Linked DNA regions of Mus musculus: region 2 is linked to region 1. A link is a contact called in ENCODE Hi-C or POLR2A ChIA-PET data. All regions are on one chromosome and are shown on one strand. Each heading gives the region's core, a stretch centred on a gene start or an enhancer-like site at or near the end of the contact. The rest is flanking DNA. Distances are from core to core; before and after follow the strand shown.

Region 1 (7,800 bases), core at 2,104-4,603:
GCCGATTAGCTCCCTACACAGGGCAAAAGCGTGGCCAGATTTTAAGTACCAAATGTCACGAATGGCTTTTGAACCTGGACTTAATTCAGTTGAAAAAGAGTTCTCTGGATCTTGAGACTCGGGGTGCCAAGCTGAAGCTGCTCTCCCAGCGCACCCCTCCTTCCGTTCCCTGGCTTTTCTCCTCAGAACTGAGCATTGCTGTGTCCATTGGTGAGGACCTCCTTTCCCCATCCAGAGTCTCCCGCCCAGAGTCGCAGATTCTGCCTTCTCACTTAGCCTGACCTCCAAGGGCAAATGTCCTTCCTGTTGATACCCAGTGAAAAGATGGGCTCGAGAAGGCTCTGTCCAGACCCCAGTGAGCCTCATAGTTCAGTTAGCCAGAATCCCAGGATAATCAACATGGACAGAGCTCTCCGGGTGCCCTGCTGGTGGCTGTAACTGGGCCATACTGTTCTGTCTGAGGGAAGTAGGGAAAAGATTGCGGATCTCAGTCTGCTTACACACGGTGTCTTATAAAATCACACCTTAAAAGCCATAGCTGGGCGCTTGGGGAAGTTCTGGAGACAGGTGGTAGTGTCAGGTGTGCAGCAGTGTGTTCGTGTGACCGTCCTTAATGCCACCAAGCACACTATAATGGGGGGTGGGGCGATGGCACAGCTGGTGACCTGCTTGCCATACAACATGGGGTCTACCTGGGTTGGGATCCACTGTGGTGCAGTGGCTTGTCTCAGACTCCAGTGCTGCGGAGGCACGGCAGAGGCATTTCAAAGATCTCTTGGAGATGGGACCCAAGTATAAACATGAAATTCCCCCTTACATCATATGCGCCGCACATACATAGAGCAGGAGTGATGTTAGACCGTTACTGCATGCGGTTCTGGGGCTTGAACCCGGGACTGGGTAAGCACTCTATCCCAGGCTGTACCCCAAGTCTTTGCCTGGTGGTTTTAACGGCCCACGTTTTGACTGTGCCTATCACATGAGATCAGTTGTGGCATTTTTCTACTCAAGAAATTTTGGGATTGGGAGCATTTCTAAATTTGGGGGTTTGTTATTGCGAGTGCTTGACCTGCAATAGGACCCGTCAATCTGCCAGGTGGTCCTTTCTCTGGGATGAATAGGCAATGTTCCCCCATTCTGTTCCCGCATGTGGGGAAACAGAAGCAGGATAGACATAATCAAGGCTCCCGAGTGTCCCACTTCCCATCTGCAGAGGGCAGGCTGGCCCGGACAGCTCCACGCTTAGTCCAAGGTTACACGGTGACTCAGTGGCAAAGCCAGGAATAGCATGCTGAAGCCTGACTCAGCCCCACCTTCTCACTCGGGCTGAGAACACTCCGGATAGATATTTGAATAGACATCTGGCCAATATCGATCTGAACTGGAACTCTCACACATCATCAAAAACCATTACAAGGCAAAAAAAAAAAAAAAAAAAAGTAACTCTTACCAGTCAGAACATGTTGGGATGCTGGGTTATGGTGTGTGCTTCATAAGTTTGGCCACACCCAAAGGGCTGTCTTCAAGGGACAGAGACTTTGAAAAGAGACAGACTTTGGAACTTTTAATGTTGCCCAGCTCAAATCCCTCTCATGACCGACTCTCCCTGGCAGGTTTTACAGTGGTTCTTTCTCCCACCTCAGCCCTTTAGAAGTCCTGCTGGAGATGAGGGTTCATTCACCCATTGGTTTGTTTCCGACACAGGGAGGAAGGTCCCCGCCCCAGCTCGTCACACAGGGAACATGGACATCACTTCCTTGTTTCCAGCAACCCTTAATTCCTAGAAAATCCTTTTCTTATTTTGAAAAGCATACGGCTGCCAAGTACTTTGAAGCTAGTATAGTATCAGGAATCAATATTAATAGTCAAATTTGCTTTTATTCTTATTGACGCGTATGTGCCTGTCCGTATGTGTGTGGGTGCCTATGGGAGCCAGAGAGGACATTGAATTCCCCTGGACCTGGAGTGATAAGCAGTGGTGAGCTGCCTGACGTGGATGCTGGGAACAGAGCTCAAGTCCTGTAGAAGAGCATCAAGAGCTCTTACCACTGAGCTGTCTTTCCAGCCCCACGCTATGCATGGGAATGTGGCTTTTCTGGCTGAGTTGTTAATTGCCCAATGTCTAAAGGGCTGGGGTCCAACCCCCAACAGAACAAAAGATAAAAGTCCAACATACACAAAACAAAAACAAAGAAGTCAAAAACCAACACACACACACACACACACACACACACACACACACACACACACACACTCATGAACAACAAATGTCTGTCACTAACACAGTTACCAGGTGTCTTAGTACCATGCATGAATTTGTTTGTATTGTTCTTGCAGGAACCCCATGGGAGACCTGTGTTCTTTCTTGTCCCCTGCGTGGCACTAGCATGGTCTGTGTGTGCTCCTTATGTAGTGAAGGATTTCCATCTCTCACTCCAGCTCAACAAATCCTGACAGTCACTTGGCTCTTTGAGTTACTGTGCCATTGAGGCCCTTAACCTACGAAATCATGCCTGTTGGTCCACAAAGTTTGTCCTCGAGCGTCTTCCCACCCCATACTTACTCAGCTGATGTTGTGAAAATGCCGTCCTACCAAACCGTTTCTCCTTCGCTCCAACCCATCCTTCCTGCTCCCTCCAGTTGTTCATGCTCCAGTTCTGTCACCAGCCACCTCTCAGTTTCCTGTCGCTCTCATAAAGTGCTCGGGACAGGTCTAAGCACATCACCAAGGTCCACGTCCCCAGGGAGCCCTGGCCCGCAAGCACACCCCGCTTAGTCTCTCTCCGGGCAGCAGATAGATAGATGGCTTTGCGCAATAGTCCACGGAGAACAAAGATCCCTTTCCTCTGGCTTTGATTATAGTAAATAAACAGCCTGTTTCCCGGCGAGCCAGTGGAGCATGGATGTGTTTAGTGTAAAGAAATATTTTTGGCCCAGCTGTCACCAGGTGGATCATTTGTGCCTGTGACATGTTTCTCTTGGTTCCTGCTTGCTAATTAATGTCCTCCTAAAACAGTGGAGGAAAGGAAGGGAGGAAATCACTTGAACTTCACGGGACCAAAACTTCCCTTCAAGGCAGCGTCCTTCTTAACTGGTTTCTTTCTTTTTTAAATAGGACTTTGCTTTATTTTAGAATGCTAAGCTATGCGCCTCAGGAGTGACTTCGCTCTGTGTTGGGTCAGATACATGATTGAGCCAGCCTGCAGGAGGAAGTGTTTATTTCCGCTCAGAGCTTCAGAGGAACTGTCCATCTTTGCGGGGAGGGCTTTAGAGGGGTGGACACCACGGCAGCCAGGAAGTGGCGAGCAGGAGACGGAGGGTTCATGGCAAGACACAGTCCCCAAGGATGTCTGGCTTCCACGCAGGCCATGCCTCCTGTCACTTAGCCCCTCCTCAGGCTACCAGTGTCATACTGGGACTCCATCAAAGGTCCACCAGGCCAGAGTGCCTAAGATCTAACTTCCTGGGAACTCAGCTCCAAGACTCCCAGATACGCACCACTAACCCCCTTCCCTCAAAGCCGAGCATTAATTAAGTTGAGCCATCTCGGGTGCTAAGTGCAGCTGGGCTGGGCTGGCAAGAAAGGCAGATGGGGAAGAAGAGAAGGAAGAAGGACAGACACAGACTGCCAACATCTACATGAGCACCTACTGTGCGTGACAGACACTGTCACCTGGGGAGGCAGGGTACACCATCCACTCGGGAAGAAGGAAGCCTGGGCACTGCAGCTTTCGTGTGACAGAGTCAGGATCTAAGCAGGGTCCAGATTCTACTTAACACAGCTCCATGCCTCTGGCAGTCGTTACCATAGAGATGGGGAGCAAGGCACAGGCAGGAAGCAGGGAATGAAGAGGGCCAGGGCCAGCCAGCTCTGAGGCCACTGTGCCTCTCACTCTGTGGGGGTTGGGGACTTGGGGTGTCAGCCTTGGACTGTTTGAAAGCACCCACGATGATGTGTATTTTGCTTTCTTAACTTGCTTTCCCTTAGTCTGCAGAGTCTAGCCCACCAGGAAAGACTGCAGTAGCTGTGGTGACACGATCACCTGGGGTACATGAAATCAAACAGGGTCTCCCTGGACGGCACACATTTAGACAGGAGCTGCTTGACTTACGTTTTAATTAGATTTTCTTTTTTTTTTTTCAACACAAACTCTCTCCAGTGAAACCAAATTTTTTTCCTTGGGTTTGACCAGCTCCTGTTGAATAGCTAGGTCCTTCTTCCTTTGTCCCCACACTGTAGAAATACATCCTCTAATTGTGGCTATTTATATACGCAGGGCCAACCTTCAAGTTAGGGCTGATGTGACTTGGTGTGCACACCACCACACACAGCCTGTACAGTGGCTTTTCTGATCACCCACTGAGGTCTAGGACACTCCCAAGTGGAACAAATGGAGCTGATTCTCACTGCTTCGCTACCAGCTCTGGGCTGTGCTCTGAGGTGCCAAAATGGCTGCCTTTGTAACACAGAATGAGCGTGGGCCAGGACATCAGCTGCCTTGCAGTATGAAATTACAGGCATGTGGCCTTCAGGGGAGTCCTAGGACCCTCTTTTTCAGCTGTGTCCTCCTGTCTTGGAATAGAGACCAACCAGCAATTCTGGGAGGAGTTGCTCTCACAAGGGAACTTCCTGCATCACTCGGGAAGTCAGTTGGGGAACGGGATCCGGGGTGGAAACAGAGCAGCACCGTGTGCGATGTCAAGCCTTTTGCCATCCCCTCCGTCTCGCCAGCAAGCCAAATTGCAGCAGCAGATGGACCTGCAGAAGAACCACATCTTCAGACTGACGCAAGGGCTGCAGGAGGCGCTGGACCGGGCGGATCTGCTGAAGACAGAAAGGAGCGACCTGGAGTACCAGCTGGAAAACATTCAGGTGAGGGCCAGCAGGGGGCGCTGCGGACACCTGCTGCCTGTTCCTGCCCCTCCTCCCTGTCTCTTCCCTTCTCCTCAGCCACCCCCAGTACTTCTTTGTTACTGTCCTTTGGTTGTTTGGCACTCCGACATTCAGTCAGGGCAGGTACCATGACCCACGGAGCCACCTTGCTTTCCCTACTTGACCACTCATGTTCTTAAAGCACCAAATCCAAACGTAACGCTTCCGCCCGCCTCTGAGGCCGTCCTTGTTCCCGCGGATTTTAGGTTCTCTACTCTCACGAGAAAGTGAAAATGGAAGGCACAATCTCTCAGCAAACCAAACTCATTGATTTCCTGCAAGCCAAAATGGACCAGCCTGCTAAAAAGAAAAAGGTGAGTTGTGATGCCCAACAGCCGGGGGCAGGCGATCTCGCTCTGCCTCCCGTGACTCAGTAGCTACCACTGTGACTAGTAACCTCACAAATGAAAAAAAAATGTACATTTTTGTTTGTTCTGGGTTGAGAACCCCGTCTAAGTCTAACCAGAGTGGCCTTTATCACGGGTGACCATTGATCAAGACCAGCAGATAACCGCTCTGTAAGGGAGTCTTGTGTTCTGCTCCTGCAGAGAAAGCTGGGCTGGAGCAGGGGGTCATCTGCCGAGGGAACGGGCTTCTGCACAGGTTGAATATTAGGTCTGAAGGTCACGTGTGTCTGAGAGTTTAGCAGGTCCCACTTCCTGGGACTCTAGGGCATGTGTCACCTACGTGGGTCTCCAGGAAGCACTCAGGATTGATCTAGTCCATTGCTTTTTATTTAGCTTCCTGCTTGGGTCCCTTTTGAGACACAGTTTTGCAGCGTAGCTCACGCTGGACTTAAAACTCATGATGTTGCCTTTGGAGCACTGGGATTGCAGGCGCGCCCTCCCATCATCCCGTGCAGTTAAATGGCTCACGGACACAGGAAGTTAAAATGGCCTGCTTTAAAACTTGACTAGACAGCTCTCTTCCCCAGCGCCATACTCTGCTTTAAACCATAACAACTGGTGAAAACCAGGATGAAAAGCCAGCTGTGACATATGAGGCCCTAGGCTCAGTCATATGAGGGGTGGTGGGGAGAGATTAGCTGTGGCCCAGGTCATATGAGGGTTCCTGTGAGGAGACTGCCCAGTCCGCAGGCTCCCCACCAGCTGCAGCTCTCGCCCTAAGTTGTTGGCCAGCTCCAACTGAGCGCCAGGAAGGTTTCAAAGGGCTTGGCATTTCCTCCCAAGGGTCTTAGCACACTGTAACAATCATGGCAGCAGTGTTAAAGGAGGTCAGAGGAAGGGACCAATGGACCAACACCCTCGGTTGGCCTCTTCGTTACCCGGTTCCTGTCTGCCGCACACAGTCCTCCAAGGCTGTGTCTCGCTGTGCTGGCCACGGGAGGGTCTTTTCATATGCCATGTTATCATATATTCTTGCTAAAGCTCACGATATTTAATCTTTTTTTTTTTTTTATTCTGGCAGCGGACTATTGTCTGGTTGTGTTGTTAATGTTAGGATGTTTTGCGTTCGTTTTCCTGTTAATTCTTTTTTTTTCTTTTGTCAGACACGTGATTCCATTTTTTTCTCTTCTGTGTACAGTAACTTTCTGTTGGTATTTTTTTTTAGTGAGCCCTTTGTTTTGATATCATCTTAGCATTTGTTTTTCAATTTTTGCTTTCTTTAAAAAAAAAAAAAACCAACCCATAACCCTCCCCCTCCCCGTGTCTTGTCACTAAGCACCATGAGACAAGTTCAAAGGCAAGACGGACCTCTGAACCATCACCACCTCTCCCAGCTCCATACTCCATCCACCCTCATTACATTTTTTGAGGGGCAAGGACTCTCGGGAAATGGCTCTCCAGTCTTGGGAATGCTAAAGGACGAGGTGGTGGCAGTTGAAGCATCTTTAACCTTCTCGGTGAAAACCTCTGCACCGCTCCTTTTGTTTTTTTCAGCTGACTGGAATGGGCTGAGGCTCAGCCTCCCCTCCCCCCTCCCCTTCATATGCCATTTTTTCCCCAAACACACTTACAGTGAGTATATGCCTGGCCTTGGTGGCTTGCTCCTCCCGAGTCAGCTCTCCTTTAGCCTGGGTCTCCTCGGTACCAGTTTCTAGGAGTTAGGAGATATCTCTGTTTCCATTGCTAGGGTTTATTTAGTCGACGGAAAGAGGACCCTGCTTTGCCCACACAGGTTCCTCTGCAGTACAATGAGCTGAAGCTAGCCCTGGAAAAGGAGAAAGCCCGATGCGCGGAGCTGGAGGAGGCCCTTCAGAAGACCCGCATCGAACTCCGCTCTGCGCGGGAGGAAGGTAGGAACTCTCAGAAAACCTTCAAAACTACGGAGCAGGCGGAAGACCATTCCCCACGAGACTGGCCAGGACTAGTTGAGCATCTCTGCAGGCCACGGGTTTTCATTCCAGGCGTGTCCCCAGCCTAAAAGTTTTGCAGTTGCAGAGTTAGCACAACATCTGCCCTTTTGGTTTCGGGTCCTTGAAAGACAACTGCGGGCAACCGTCTTAGTCTGGTGCCCTAGGTGGCTAAGCCCCCATTGAAAGGCCTTGTAACTGGTGTCTCCACAGCTGCCCACCGCAAAGCCACGGACCACCCGCACCCGTCTACGCCAGCCACTGCGAGGCAGCAGATCGCCATGTCTGCCATTGTGCGGTCGCCCGAGCACCAGCCCAGTGCCATGAGCCTGCTTGCCCCACCATCCAGCCGCAGAAAGGAGTCGTCAACTCCAGAGGGTATGCTCTTGTCACTGTTTTCTACTGTTAAAACATCTGAAACCGGATCGTTTATAAAGAAAAGAAGTTTGTTCGGCTGAAAAAGTCAAGAGAGTGGTGCCAGCCAGCGTCTCCCAAGGGCAGAGGGAACCGTGTAGCTAGACAGGGTGTGGCAGCCCAGGTCATCCCTGTTCTT
Region 2 (7,800 bases), core at 1,597-4,096, 46 kb after region 1:
GCGGGGGCTTTATCATTCGCTTCCAGGTCGTGCTGCCAGGCCAGGAATTCCTCTTTCTCTGGAGCCTAAGAAGCAGAGGCGTTTACTTGGGGTCAGGCAGCTGGCAGCGAGCTCCCCACCCGAGACTGTTAACCTAAGAGGACAGCAGAGTCTAATCAGGCAGCTCTGCTTGTGTCTGCGGCACATGACTGCGTCTGTTCCCCCACCTGCCAATGGAGATAATAAGGACAACAGCTTCTGTCATATCGTGACGACTGAGACAGTCTGACACATGCAGTGCTTAACCAGCAGCTACTATTACTGCAACCAGACTTCACAAACTCTGGAGGAAGCTGCAAGGCCTACTCGGGAGAAGACAGCCATGAGTCCAGGGTGGGTTCAATATGCTCCACTTCCCTCATTAAGCAAGACTTGAGAGTATGTAAGAATTTACTAGGGATGGTCTCGGAGCTGTTAAAATGGACACAATCAGATGGGAAGGGAAGGGCTGGGGTACAGAGAACTAGATACAAATGGCAAATGGTAATATCCACTGAGGTATATCAGAGGAACTTACTCCAGCTAGAGACAAAGGAACACACCCCACCCTGGGGTGAGACACAGTTAGATAAGCATCATTTCTCTTCTTCAGTCAGAATCGAAGCCAAACACCGGACTTCTAGGGTGGAGAAAGCCCTGAAGGAGCCCTGGAGGCTTCTGTGACTTCCACTCCAGATACTGATCTGCTGTTATCTGAGAGATACCAGCAAGTCCCTGGATCTGAACCGTACAGATTGGATAACTAGCAGGGTTTGCTTGAGAGCTGTGGGGCTCTCACCCTTCCTAACGCTGCGCCCCTTTAATACGGTCCCCTATGTTGTGGTGACCCCCAACCATAAGACGATTTGGTTGCAACTTCGTATCTGTAACTTTGCTACGGTTCCGAATCGTAATAATACAAATATCCGACATGCAGGGTCTGGGGTGCCGACCCCTGTGAAGGGTCTGTTGGCTTCCAAGAGGGTGGCGGCCCACGGGTTGAGAGCCACCGCTTTAGAGGACAAGTAACTGTAGCTCCAGTGCTGAACTGGGGTAACAGGAAGAACCCCTGACTCGATCCATCAGCCACTACAGATGAAAAGAGAAAGGACGTCAGCTAAGTCCTTCCTCCCTGACCCTGAAGAGAACAGCACCACATCGCCCATTTCTTTTTAAAAAGTAAGTTTACTCAGTTCACTGCAAAGAGAGCAGAGGGCACTGCCAATATACACAGGCTACAACACAAATACCTTTTACTTCCTCTTAAATAGCCTTGGGCAAAAATGTCTTCTAGGGGTGGGGACAATCTCAACCGGGAAACACGCTAAAGATCGAGGTACACACCTTTCCCCTAATGCAACAAGCTCAGAAAACAAGCTCCTGCCACAAGACAAGTGTTCTGTGTAGCCCTGGCTGTCCTGGAACTCACTCTGTTGACCAGGTTGGCCTCGAACTCAGACATCTGCCTGCCTCTGCCTCCCAAGTGCTGGGATCAAAGTGCTGTGCCACCACTCCCTGGCAAAAGCAGGCTCTTTTAAAGTCAGACCCAAAATTAAGATCTGGAGAATAGTAATGTGGGTTATGTAGCCCAGTTAGGGGGTGGGGGTGGGGGAGTGAAAGCGGAGTGAGCTGGCCAGGCAATTAGCCTGTTTAAGTAATGGGGATTAGTTGGCAACCCGGCAAGTAACAGAGACCAGGCTGGTGAGCGCCAACGTTCCTGAATGTAGTTTATTCTGAGCAATTAGCTTCTTTCCTCCTAGAATCACCAAATGCCCTTGGACTGGGGCCCTGTAGCCGGAAGCACTGGCCACCTCACTGTGGTTTTAAGAGAATGTGGCTCAGGCAGGAACTTTCAGCTTGGCCTGCAAAAATCTGTTTGCTCTGGTCTGCTTAAAGTCCAAGGCATTATTTCAGTAACGTGGGAGAGAAGTGGGGGTAATTAGCTGCTGGCTGGCGTTCAGAGTGACTCTCGGTCACTGACCTCCTCCAGTGGAATTGCCGGATCTAAAATAAAGTGAGCAGGGTGGACTGAAACTGTCAGAACCAAACACCTCTGGCAGTCAGCTAGTCAACTTCATTTCCAGCTTAACGTATGTGCTCCCGTTTTACCGCCAAAAAGAACACTAGAACTCCCAACCCAACTTTTGCAAAAGCCGGTCGGCCTGAAGTGTCTCCAAGCCGCGCAATCAATTACACCGAAGAGAAAAGTCGACACGGGTGCTCAATTACAGTTTAGCTCGACTCTTAATTAATTAAGGATCTCAAACGCGGTCCCTGAGCTGCTTTCTCCTTAATGATGTTCAACCAAGCCCAGGGTGACTCTCCTCCCATCGGTAATTAGGCACAAGTCCCAGAACGGCAAAGAGGGCTATGACAGAGCCACCTCCCCCGCCCCCCCCCAAGGTGTGACGCTGGGAATGTGGCGGGAACTACAGCAAAGGGGGACCCTCCCCGTGAGTCAAGAGGGCTCCGACGCCCCTCCACTCAGCACCTTGATCTCTTCGGAGTGGAAGATGTCGGCGTCTTCAGGGCTGTCCATGAGGATCTTGGGCCTGTCCCCATCCTTGGCGCCCCCGGAGCTGTCCCTCCGCGGCGTCTTGTGGCCCGCCTGCCGCTCCAGCGCGGCGCGCTCGCTGCTCGTGTTGCCCATGGCTGGGAATCTGCAGGGACACAAGGAAGCCGGAAAGGCCGGGTCGGACCCCCGGGGATCGCGAGTCACGCCCTCTCGGATCGCGCGCTCGCTCGCCCGCCGAGCTCCGCTTTACCTGGCTCGGGCGACCGCGACTGGAACTCCGAACAGAGCCGGAGCGTAACCTGACACTCCTCCCGCAACTCCCCTCCACCCCTTAGCCACTTCCGCTTCCGGCCGGGCCCAGCGAAGGAAGGAAGGAAGGGTGGTCACTGGGGATGGAGCGCTCTCGGAGTTAGGGTGACATCAGTTCCGTTTCCGCCTCTTCCCTGCTGCTCAGCGCGAAGCGGTCGCGGGTGGTTCGGGGCTGCCACCAGATCGAGCTTCGTAGCGGCCAGCGGGAGGCGCGAGCGAGCGAGAATGCCAGAATGCCATGGATGGCGCCGACCACCTCACTCCAAGTTGGTTACTCTCCAGTAACTCGAATTACGAAACGCGAAACCCACGGCGGCTTGGAGCAAGCGCTTGCTCTTGCAGAGTACCCGGGTTCGGGTCCTGGCGCTTCCATGGTGGCTCACAACTGTTTGCAGTTTAAGTTCCAGGGGATCCCGGCGCCCAAGGCGGTGCACACATATACGGGAGGGCAGAGCATTCATACACATAATCGTAAAAACAAAACAAAACAAACAAGAAGAAGAAAAGGGAAAAAAAGAGAAAGCGCCGGGCATTGGTGGCGCACGCCTTTAATCCCAGCACTTGGGAGGCAGAGGCAGAGGATTTCTGAGTTCGAGGCCAGCGTGTTCTACAGAGTGAGTTCCAGGACAGCCAGGGCTATACAGAGAAACCCTGTCTCGAAAAAACCAAAACCAAACAAAAAACAAAACAAAACAAAAGAACCTCACGTTTAAGTCTCTCCCGTAGATGCACTGGCTCTCACAATTGAATGTATTAGGACAACCTAGGGCTCCTTCAAAAGGAAGGCCTCTCCAGAGTGGCCAAATCGTAATTTCTGTCTGTAGACTAAGGATGGAGGATGCTGACCATCTTCCAGGTGTTTGAGAAAACTTAAAGACCTAAGATTTCTGGGAAATTGACGTTCTCAGTTGGGTTCTGTTGTTTGTTTCAAGTTGAGTGCCTATTGATAAGTCTTTTTGCAAGAGCCTTGGGGCTACATTGGCCACATTATGTGTAAAATGTATCAGGGCTTAGTGTTTCAGCAGAGGTACAGACTGCTGTAATAAAACGATCTCAGCTTCACAGTCAGCCTTTAAAGAAACAACAACAACATTGTCTTGTGGGGTTTGTTTGTTTGCTTTGCATTGGATTTTCTAGGTCATGTCTTACATTTACCCATACATATGTTTTGGTTTTTTTGTTATTCTGTTTTTGTGTGTGTTTTTTGAGACATGGTTTCTGTGTGTAACAGCTCTGGCTGTCCTGGAACTTACTTTGTAGACCAAGCTAGCCTTGAATTCATAGAGATCCACCTTCCTCTTCCTCCCACTCAAGTGTTGGGATTAATGGTGTGTACCACCCTGCCCAGTGAACATCTATATTTTAAATTATCTGCAATGTGACACATTTTTGTTAAGGGAACCAGGGACCCCGATGTCTGACATGTGGTCTTCTAGAGGGACTTTAACAGTATCTATCTACAAGGAAACTTAAAAATTTATGGACAATTTCTAGTGGATTTCAATAAAAATTCACACATGAAAATGATATACGAGCATGCTTTCCTGAAGCATTGATTCTAACCACTATACTAATGCTAAGACGCATGTTTTAAAATATTTTATCGCCAGCATTGTGTGAGTGAGCATGAAGAGACGTTCTAACATTCCACATTCTAAAGCCAAGCCTCAGCCTGGCTCTGCAGTCAGCCCGACTGAGTTCAGATTCCAAATTTACCATTTAAGAAGTTCCATCATGGGGTCTATTGGGAAATGGCCCCTAAATAGCTATCTTAGAGGCCTGCTTTGTGACTCACTTTATAACAGTGCGAGAGTAGTGTGGTTACCGCTTGACTCTAGAATGCAACTCAATGGGTGTGGCTTTTTTTTTTTTTTTAATCAGCACCGTCCTTTTTGAAGATGGAAAGTTCTGGAAGGATGCATAGCAAACCCCATAGATTGTGAGAACGAAAAAGGAATAAACAGAAGAGAGAGTTTTGCTTCTTAGCTTGTGTGTTTATATACTTCTCTTTATTTATTTGCCAGTGAGGCTGTGAGCAAAAATAAGAGATGCTCCAAGTGTAAAGGAATCTTTACAGAGGAGGGGTGGACCACAGGAAGGTAAAGGCGCAGTTCGGAAGGAATTCTCTCTGAGCTAGGAGAAGGGCTGAGTGAGGGCCAAGGAGAATTTTCTGGAACCAACGACCAACAAGGTTGAGTTTACTCCATGAAATCTGAACCCGTTGAACGTTCCGGGATGAGCATGGTCCCCACGTTCTCCCGCAGGCAATGAGGAGGGCGCAACCAGAAGGCCTTTATCTGAGCTCTGCACATGCTTTGATGTGCCCGGACAGCCTCCAGACTTCTGCTCTTACTCAGATAACAGTGAAAGCACCATCCGGTGATACCCAGACACCCACGTGCATAGCCGGAAGATCTTGTGTTTTCCAGCCAACAAGACAGCCCAGTTCCCGGGATTGCACAAGTGAGCTCTGCTTGCGGGGATGCCCGCTACAGAAGGCAAGTGAGCACTGAGATCTTGGCTGAACCCTCTTCTCAAGACTGTGCTGTCTGGTTTGTATACCTCATGGGCTGACTCTAGCCTCTTTCCAACAGGAACAATCAACACAGAATCAAAGGTGCTGGCTGGAGAGATGGCTCAGTGGTATAGATGCTTGTATCCTGATGACCCGAGTTCAATCCCCAGACACAAACTGAGAGAAAGAGAGAACAATGTAACAATTGATAAATAATATCTTTTCTCCCTTTTCTCCTAGAATTAGAAGTAGCTCATCACCTGCCAAAAAACAATGCTACCCATAAATAAATTTCAGGGAATCACTCTAAATTCTTTTTTTTTTTTTTTTTTTTTTTTTTTTTTGTCGAGACAGGGTTTTTCTGTTTAGCCCTGGCTGTCCTGGAGCTCACTTTGTAGACCAGACTGGCCTTGAACTCAGAAATCCACCTGCCTCTGCCTCCTGAGTGCTGGGATTAAAGGCGTGTGCCACCACGCCCGGCTAAATTATTTTTTTTAATTTATTTTATTTATGAGTACACCATTGCTGCTTTCAGACACACCAGAAGAGGGCATCAGATCCCATGACAGATGGTTGTGAGCCACCATGTGGTTGCTGGGAATTGAACTCAGGACCTCTAGAAGAGCAGTCAGTGTTCTTAACCACAGAGCCATCTCTCCAGCCCCAAGTCAGTGCTCTTAACTGCTGAACCATCTCTCCAGCACCTCACTCTGTATTTTTAAAGAGACATTTTAATCATCAGAATATTGTGAAGATTGTAGAGAGAACCTCGTATAAGCAATATCTGTCAATAAAAAAAACAAAACAAAACAAAACCTATGGCCAATGAGCTGAGGCAGGAAATAGGAGATGGGACCCTGGCTGAAAGAGAGGATTCTGGGAAATAAGTAGAGGCACTATGGATTCTCCTGGGAACACAGAGAAGGTCAGAAGCATGTGAGCTAAGCAGAGGTAACCAGCCACATAGGGGATCTCAGGTAGAATAAAGCTCTGCCAGCACTGTCTGGTACAAAGCAGAATGAGGCAGTGTGTTGGAGTTTGCAGCTTCAGCAAAGAGCAATGAGTTGATTTCCTATGCCTGAATCAGAGACACACATAGTAACCTTTCCCTTCAGTGGGGCGGAGAGCACTAAGAGCCACCTCACCGTGGAGAGAGCATCCTGTGAGCATCCATTTTGTGAACATCTGGTCATGGAGTGGACGGTAGAAACACTTGTCTGGTGTGCCCTGAGGTAGGGAGGGAGTGGGGGTTTCAGTGGCTCCCTGTTTTACTGTGGTCACTTCTGATGAAGAGAGGGAAAAAGATGTCTGGGTCAGGAGAGACGGCCCAGGGGTTAAGAGCACAGCTGCTCTTCCAGAGGACCTGAGTTCAGTTCCCAAGCACCTGTGTAGGGTTGTTCAAAATTACCTGTAAGTCCAGTGCAGGGGGGCTGAACATTCTCTTCTGGCCTCCTTGGGAACCTGCAAGTGTGCCTGCATATGTGAGCATACACACTCACACACACTGACACATACATACATGTACACACACACACTCACACACAGACACATACACTCTCTCACACACTGATACATACATACATACAAACTCACACAGAGACATATACACACACATATACATACACTCACAGACTCACACACACAATTTATACACACACATATCACACACACTGACATACACACAGATATACACACATACTCATACAGATCTCATACCCGTACTCTCACACACAGTTATATACACACAGACATATACACACATGCATACACATTGACACACAATTCACATACACTCTCCATAAAATCTTTTAAAACCTAAAAAAGTAGTTGCCTAAAGATACTTGAGGCTTGTTTGTTTCTTTGTTTCTAATGTCTCAGCTCACTTCCTAAGATCTGGGTCTCCTTCAGCTGTTGCTCTGAGCAGAACAACCAGGCTCCACACAGTGAGGGAGGTCTTCCCCTGAGCCGTATTTGTCTCTCTGAGAGGAGGCACAGGCCCATTTTCCTAACTTCAAGTAGCCATTGGGATGAAAAGTTACCTTCCCATAAAGTCAGGGAGAATCCGGGTGGGGCTTCAGAGCGGCAGAAGTACTTGGGATGCTTTGCAAATGGTTGCCACGACGACACAATTACAAAAACCAGCATAGACCACAAACCATGAGCTTTTAAAGAGTTTTCCCATAGTACTTATGAGGATGTAATATCAGAACCCAGCAGCCTTCCCCTCTCACGGATACCCACTGGCACGCCACAGAGGCATTATCTGTGAGTCCCTGGCTAACAGACTTCCTGTTGCTGGGTTCTTTCTCTCACAGGGGTAGTGAGCTTATATCAAAGAGGGCATTGGTAAGCACACTTCCTGCCTCTTCTCCCCAGGCTCCCCCACCCCTCCCTGATTTGAGCTTGGCTGCAGGTTTGTGCGGTGACGCCTCCCCTCCATCTC

What was found. A loop is a pair of places that touch in the nucleus more often than their neighbours do. ChIA-PET counts read pairs that join two places held with the same protein, here RNA polymerase II (POLR2A).
Region 2: a map of heart shows a loop between it and region 1 (5-fold over the local background). The contact joins the promoter of Prkab1 here to the enhancer-like site in region 1. A Hi-C loop is called at or near these places in 7 of 37 maps with a recorded cell type or tissue (Patski, adrenal gland, gastrocnemius and 1 more). POLR2A ChIA-PET finds 5 or more read pairs at or near these places in 3 of 5 experiments (Patski and embryonic stem cell).

Annotation. Positions count from the first base shown.
Region 1 is chr5:115,974,623-115,982,422 of GRCm38, forward strand. It overlaps Cit (citron), which reads left to right. Exons shown (of 47, transcript NM_007708.3): 28 at 4,733-4,873; 29 at 5,140-5,247; 30 at 7,073-7,190; 31 at 7,461-7,625. Among named protein-coding and RNA genes, the nearest start is that of Prkab1, 46 kb to the right of the region's middle. Within about 2 kb of position 3,354, at least 1 of the 3 ENCODE cell types and tissues checked has a DNase peak (open chromatin) inside an H3K27ac peak, as active enhancers do; it is heart, where a contact is called at or near this core.
Region 2 is chr5:116,021,582-116,029,381 of GRCm38, forward strand. Prkab1 (protein kinase, AMP-activated, beta 1 non-catalytic subunit) reads right to left here and starts at 2,847. Exons shown (of 7, transcript NM_031869.2): 1 at 2,510-2,847; 2 at 1-65. The coding sequence starts at 2,668. It overlaps Gm13842 (predicted gene 13842), which reads right to left and starts at 7,660. Exons shown (of 2, transcript NR_165276.1): 1 at 7,397-7,660; 2 at 4,830-5,534.